Linked DNA regions of Homo sapiens: region 1 is linked to region 2. The links are chromatin loops, found by intact Hi-C in ENCODE. Cell type or tissue: GM12878. All regions are shown on one strand. Each heading gives the region's core, and the rest is flanking DNA. Links, peaks and the distances in the headings are about the cores only.

Evidence for each region. Peaks named below come from ENCODE experiments on the same cell type or tissue, not always from the same donor. Only the 100,000 strongest peaks of a DNase experiment are listed, where the experiment ranks them.
Region 1: it touches region 2 in a loop (4-fold over the local background); 14 of 110 quality-filtered maps call a loop at or near these places.

What each region holds. Positions count from the first base shown.
Region 1 is chr11:58,502,140-58,504,952 of GRCh38, reverse strand. All of the region lies in intron 3 of LOC105369313 (a long non-coding RNA gene), which reads left to right. Among named protein-coding and RNA genes, the nearest start is that of OR5B21, 4.6 kb to the left of the region's middle. In GM12878, for the core only: no CTCF peak of the experiment used is centred there; a DNase peak (open chromatin) is centred at 1,232.
Region 2 is chr11:57,344,787-57,347,599 of GRCh38, reverse strand. It overlaps P2RX3 (purinergic receptor P2X 3), which reads right to left. Exons shown (of 12, transcript NM_002559.5): 2 at 921-1,056; 3 at 413-484; 4 at 122-185. Among named protein-coding and RNA genes, the nearest start is that of P2RX3, 7.8 kb to the right of the region's middle. In GM12878, for the core only: a CTCF peak has its summit at 1,786 (motif pointing left); a DNase peak (open chromatin) is centred at 1,767.

The DNA of each region.
Region 1 (2,813 bases), core at 134-2,633, 1.2 Mb before region 2:
TGTCTACATATTTATATTTTATGTTGAAATCACCTCAAACAAGTGTTCTATCTGACTGTAAATAGGTATAAAAGAGTACTATCAAAAGCTGGATGAAAATTCTAACTGTTCTTATCAATTGTGTGACCTCAAGAAAGTCATTTAGTCTTACTGAACCCAATATACAGGATAAAGTGTGAGGGTAATATGAAATTAAGTATGTGAATGTGCCCATCATAATGAATGTGTATTTCATACCATTGAGATTTCTATACTAGCTCTTTCTTCACTTAGCTCTCCCTGGACTTCTTATTTTGGCTCTTGAGCTGCCTGAGCAAAAATAGGAAGTCCAAGGACTGATAGGTGAAGCTCGTCCCATCCAAATCCTAGCTTTTATTTTCATTCCTTGTTTAACTTCCTGCCCTCCAAGTTCCCAGCTCTACAGCAGACATATTTCAAGCTGACATTACACGGGTATTCATTTATAGAAACTACTCAGAAGGAGATGTCCTGTCGCCAGCAAGACATCAATTCACAGAGTATACGTTACTGCAAGGAGCTCTTCCCTTCCACATAGGAAATCTGTCAAATGGAGACTAAATGCCCATTTGGTTAATAACAACACCCACTTGCTCCCTGCAGGAATTGTCTGATGAATGAGAGACCTTGTGCGTAGGGCCTGCCGCTCAATGCAGTGCAATAAAGGCACAGGGACTTCCTACCTGAAATGTTCAAAAAAGAATGTGAAAATTCATAAATCAGGGCAGTTATTTATATCAGGATAGATTATTCTTTCAAAAATGGATTATGATTGAATTATTCTAAATAGGATGTTCCCTTTGTGCATTAAAGCATTTGTTGAGGTTTATGTATTGGGAGTGGAAAATTAAAATATTAAATTCCTTGGCAATTGAAGCTGGAATTGCGGAGTCATAGACTCTTTAGCCAAAAGCTGAAAGAATTTAAAACTAATCTAAACCAATCCTCTCATTTCACAATTAAAAACCCCGATTTTTACAGTTTAACTTGCTTAAACTCACAAAGAACCAAATCTTGTTTGACCCTTTTTTATATTTTATAAAGTACTTGTGGTATAAAAAGAAATTTTATACTTTTACCTTCATTTATTCACCATGATATAGTTATTTGTGCTTCAGTTTTGCAGTGGAGGAAACCAAAGCTTTGAGAAGTTAACTTACCTGTCTACTGTTAAAAAGAGGAACCGAGGTGTGAAACTGAGTTTTTGCCTTCCCTGACCAAGACTCTGAAAAAATAAGTCACCAAGTACGTTAGTAAATTTCAATGGAGGTCTTACTTAATGTGTAACTCACTTACACTCTTCCATAATGAGTCCTTGCCATGTGGAAGGCACTCTGAAGAATACAAATAAGACTGTAAGATGTAATTCCTACTTCCACAAAGTAAAGCCCCCTGCATATATGTTTACTGATGTAATGCACCTTAAGGTTAATGACTCAATGTTCAGTAACTACCAGCAGGAATTTTCCCAGTATTCCACAGAGCATGAATGGATCAGGGCATATTTGTTTTCAGTCTTGATAGAGTTGGCTCTTTGAGTGCCGCAGCCGACAGTGATAGCCCAGCCTCAGCCAATGTTAACTAGACACAAGCTGCAGAAAAGGCATGGTGTGAAGTTGATGAAGAAACCAGTTGATATTCAATATTGTTCCTGCTTCAGGAGCAACTTACAAATAACGTGGTGGAACAGAGGACATACGTCTAGGTAGATGATAGTTCAAAGACATTTGTGGCCATTATCAAATGAATAGTCTAGAAAATAATAATTAGAACTCATCAGGGACAAGAAAGAATCCTATGGGCAGGGGAAGATCCTCAGAGGATGTGGGATGTGAGCCAAGCTCTGAAGGAATAATGTAGATGGAACCCAGAATTCCAAGATTCCAACCTTACTTTCTAGTCAAAACTCTACCAATTGCCAGTGGTGAAGCTGGTATAAGCCACGTATCTCTGAGCCAATTTTCTTATCATCAAAGTGAAGACAATAGCACCAGCCATACCTTCCTTAGGGCGTTTTGCAGGCTAAATGAGATAGTGGGTGAGAAAGCATCTTCAGAATTGCTACCCTCTTTTGAACTATAGTGTTGCTGTTGGTAATAACATAAGCAGAGCTGAATGGGGAGTTCCTAAGCAACCATCTGAACTCGGGTATGGAGGTGGGATTGCACATGGCATGTTGGCAGGAGCTTGTAGGAAAGTTGGTCATTCAGATTAGAAGAGGGTCAACCACTAATGCCTCAGTCCGTTACTTTTACAGGCAATTGAAACTTGTTGTCATCAAACAAGGTGAAGAGACTGGGCCTTTGAGAATAATTGCATCTCTATAGAGAAATCATGCTTTTACAGAAAAATTTCTGTAGGATCTCACCTATCAGGTATCTAGATCCAAGCCTGAGAATTCTCCCTCCTGTTCATAACATGGAATTTCTCAGTTGTTAGCCTGTGATTATTTCACAAAATGTGTGGGGGGAGGGATAAGATATTTGTAGCATATTTAATTAGGAAAAAAAGTTATTGTATATACATATGCATATACACATGTGTGTGCATATTTATGTGTCTATATATATACACATATGTGTGTGTGTGTATTTTAAACTTTCTGGAAAACAGTAAGAAAAAGACAGATAACCCAATAGAAAATACAAAGTTTAATTGTCCAGTCTCCTTTTTCATGTTCATTTATATGGCCTATCTACAGTTTGGGGTAGTGATGAATTATGCTGATGTGAACATTTTGATCATGTATCTTGGTGCACAAATGCATTAATTTTTCTAGGCTAAATATACCTGGA
Region 2 (2,813 bases), core at 267-2,766:
TGTAAATGCCAGCAGAATGACATGGAACAGGCTGGTTCCCACTCCCTCTCCAACGACGGGCTCTCCCCCATGGGTCCCACTAACACTTGGGATTGTGGGGTGGGTAAGGGGCTGGACTCACCCCCACCTGGCAAGCGCTCAGGCCCGCACTGGCTGTCTGATACACAGCGGTATTTCTCCTCACTCTGTGGGCAGACGGGTCACAGGTTGGTGAAGGACACTGTCCTGGCCTGGTGAGCTCCGCGACTCCCTCGACCTCCCCATAACCAACAGCCTCAGGAGGGTGGAGGTCCCAGGTCCCAGTTGCAAGGTCAGACTTGGGGCCTCTGCTCATACCTCCCTGCCACTGCTCCCACTCCCACCAACATTTTCAGCCTTGACCTGCTTCACCCAACCTCTGTCCTCCCCTCACCTCTGGGCAGAATCCTTGCATCTGATTTTCAGTAACAATCATCTTGGTGATGATGACAAAGACCGAGGTGCCCTTGGGAGGAGAAGAAGGGAGAGAAAAACATCCAACAGTCCCAATCAGTGAGACAGGGACTATAACTGATTATCCCCACTCTACAGATGAGGAAAGCAAGGCTTGTGTCTAGTGACTTGGCCAAGGTCACAGGGCTGGTGAGGGGCAGAGCTGGCTCTTTGCAGCCACCCACATGGCCCCCTTCTCCCATGTGTGTTGTCCTTGATTGCATTACAAGTTGTGGCAGAGCCTGGAGAGGAACCCAGCTTTCCTGATGCCCAGCACCGCAGGCCCAAGCTCTCACACAGCTCTCAGCTGCTGGGGGAGAGGTCCTCTGGATCAGTGACATCATGGATTCTAGTTTGGGAATCCCATTGGCACTCTTTGCTCGCTTTCTCCCTTCCAACCTGCCCAGTGTCTGGACATCCACATGCCTCTCTGGGTAGGGGTACCATACCTGAGGTGGCGTCACGTAATCAGACACATCCATGACTCTGTTGGCGTAGAGTCCGGAGCCCTTCACCTTGGTTACCACCGAGGACTCAATGGCTGTGTCCCGTACCTGGTAAGCCTTCTCGTGCAAGAAAACCCACCTGGGGCAGGAGAGCATAAATGAAGAGAAAGAGAGGAGTCCATAGACCCAGCAGACAGAAGCTGGGAGAGGTCACCTTCCTGCCAACACTTGGCCATGCCTGGCAGGGTGTGCGGATGGTTCCTTCCAGAGGCGTGAGACCTAGAGTGAGCCCTTGGTTGACTTAGAATAGCGTTTCTCCACCTTTTGTCCCATTACTGCCCCTCAGGTGCCTTTCTAGACATTTTCTCCCCTAGTGGTCCCCCCCTCCATGAAACTTTGATATCACAGATATCTGTTTATGTACTGTATGCAAATTTGTGCTTTATGCATAAAAAGAGTGAGAACCAATTTTCACCTCCTTGGGGGCCATATGGCCCCATTGAGAATGCATGGCTCAAAGTCATTCCATGCTGCTGATGGGGGCCACTTCTCTGGCAGGCACCCAGGAGACAGAAGGACAGAGGATCCCAGGCCTCTGCTCCCATGCATTCCAGCCTTGGCCCACGGCTGTACCCTAAGTGTCCAACACAAAGTAGCTCAGTAAACAAATCAATAAAGGTCCTTGGGAGCTCGGTGCTTGGCAGAATCTATCTGCCCAGGTGTCAGATGAGAACAGAGGAGGAAGCGGGGGACAGCGGCTGAGCTTTTACCTGGCAGGTAAAGGAGCTCGGTTGAAGGTGGGGGGGCTGGGGGAGGAGGGAGGGAAGAGTCTGATCTTATTCCCTGGATTGTGCTGCCACCCAGTGGTCATTTACCTGTACTGGCGCCTTCCTACAGCTTTAAGCCATAATGGGACCACGTGGATGAGGCCTTCCCTTTTTCCATCCCTATCTTCCTTCTCAGACTTTCCTGGCCTCGAGCAAAAGGGCCTGCAAATACCTGCTGGCAACTCGTGCCTCTGCTTTCCTATAAAGTGCCTGCCTTTCCATTTGAAATCGCCAATCACAGCCCTCAAGGCTGAAGTCCCCGCTCAGCCTCACTTAATCCCACACTTCCAGCCTTTGGCAAGATTGCCTTTATTCCTGATGGCACACTGGGAGGTAGATGCTGCCACCATTCCCATTCGACAGATGAGAAAACCTCATCAAATACGTTTAGAAAATGCCATGCAACCCTCCTCCCTCCCCGAGAAACATACGATGTAAACAAACAAATACATCTGTTACATTTTGTTAACCTCACTGTCTCCCAATCTTATTTGACCACAGAAGCCAGTCTTGGAGAAATACTGGTGACGTCTCATGGAACAGAGGAGCACACTTTTGGAAATGCTGGGTGAGGGCATTTTCTGCTTCTAACCAGGGTGGCACGAGGTTGGAAAACCACACCAGATGAAGGTGAGTGGAAGGAATTTGAGACTGTGTAGCCCAGAGAAGACAAAGCCGTAGGAGTTAGAGGCTGGGAAGCTGCAGAGCCAGGAGCTGGGCTGACCTGAGGATTCTATAAGGAGGTGGGCGAGGACTTCAATCCCAGAACCGCCTGCTGCGGAAAGTCACCACACGCGTGCCACACGTCTGGGAAGACTCCAGGACAGCATGTTGCTCACCTGGCAGGTGTGCTGAGAGGAGGCCCCTTCCTCAGGTGGAGGCTGGACTGAATGATCTCTGGGGTCACCTACTGTTGGAACATGCAAACAGCAGCAGCTCCCAGAACGTACCGGGGGTCCCAGCCACTTATAGTTTGGACACCACAATCCTATTTACTGCAAACCCCAGCGGATATTTGCAAGTGGCTCTTCGTTCGGTTTTCAGTGAGAGGGTTTGGTGTTATCCCCAT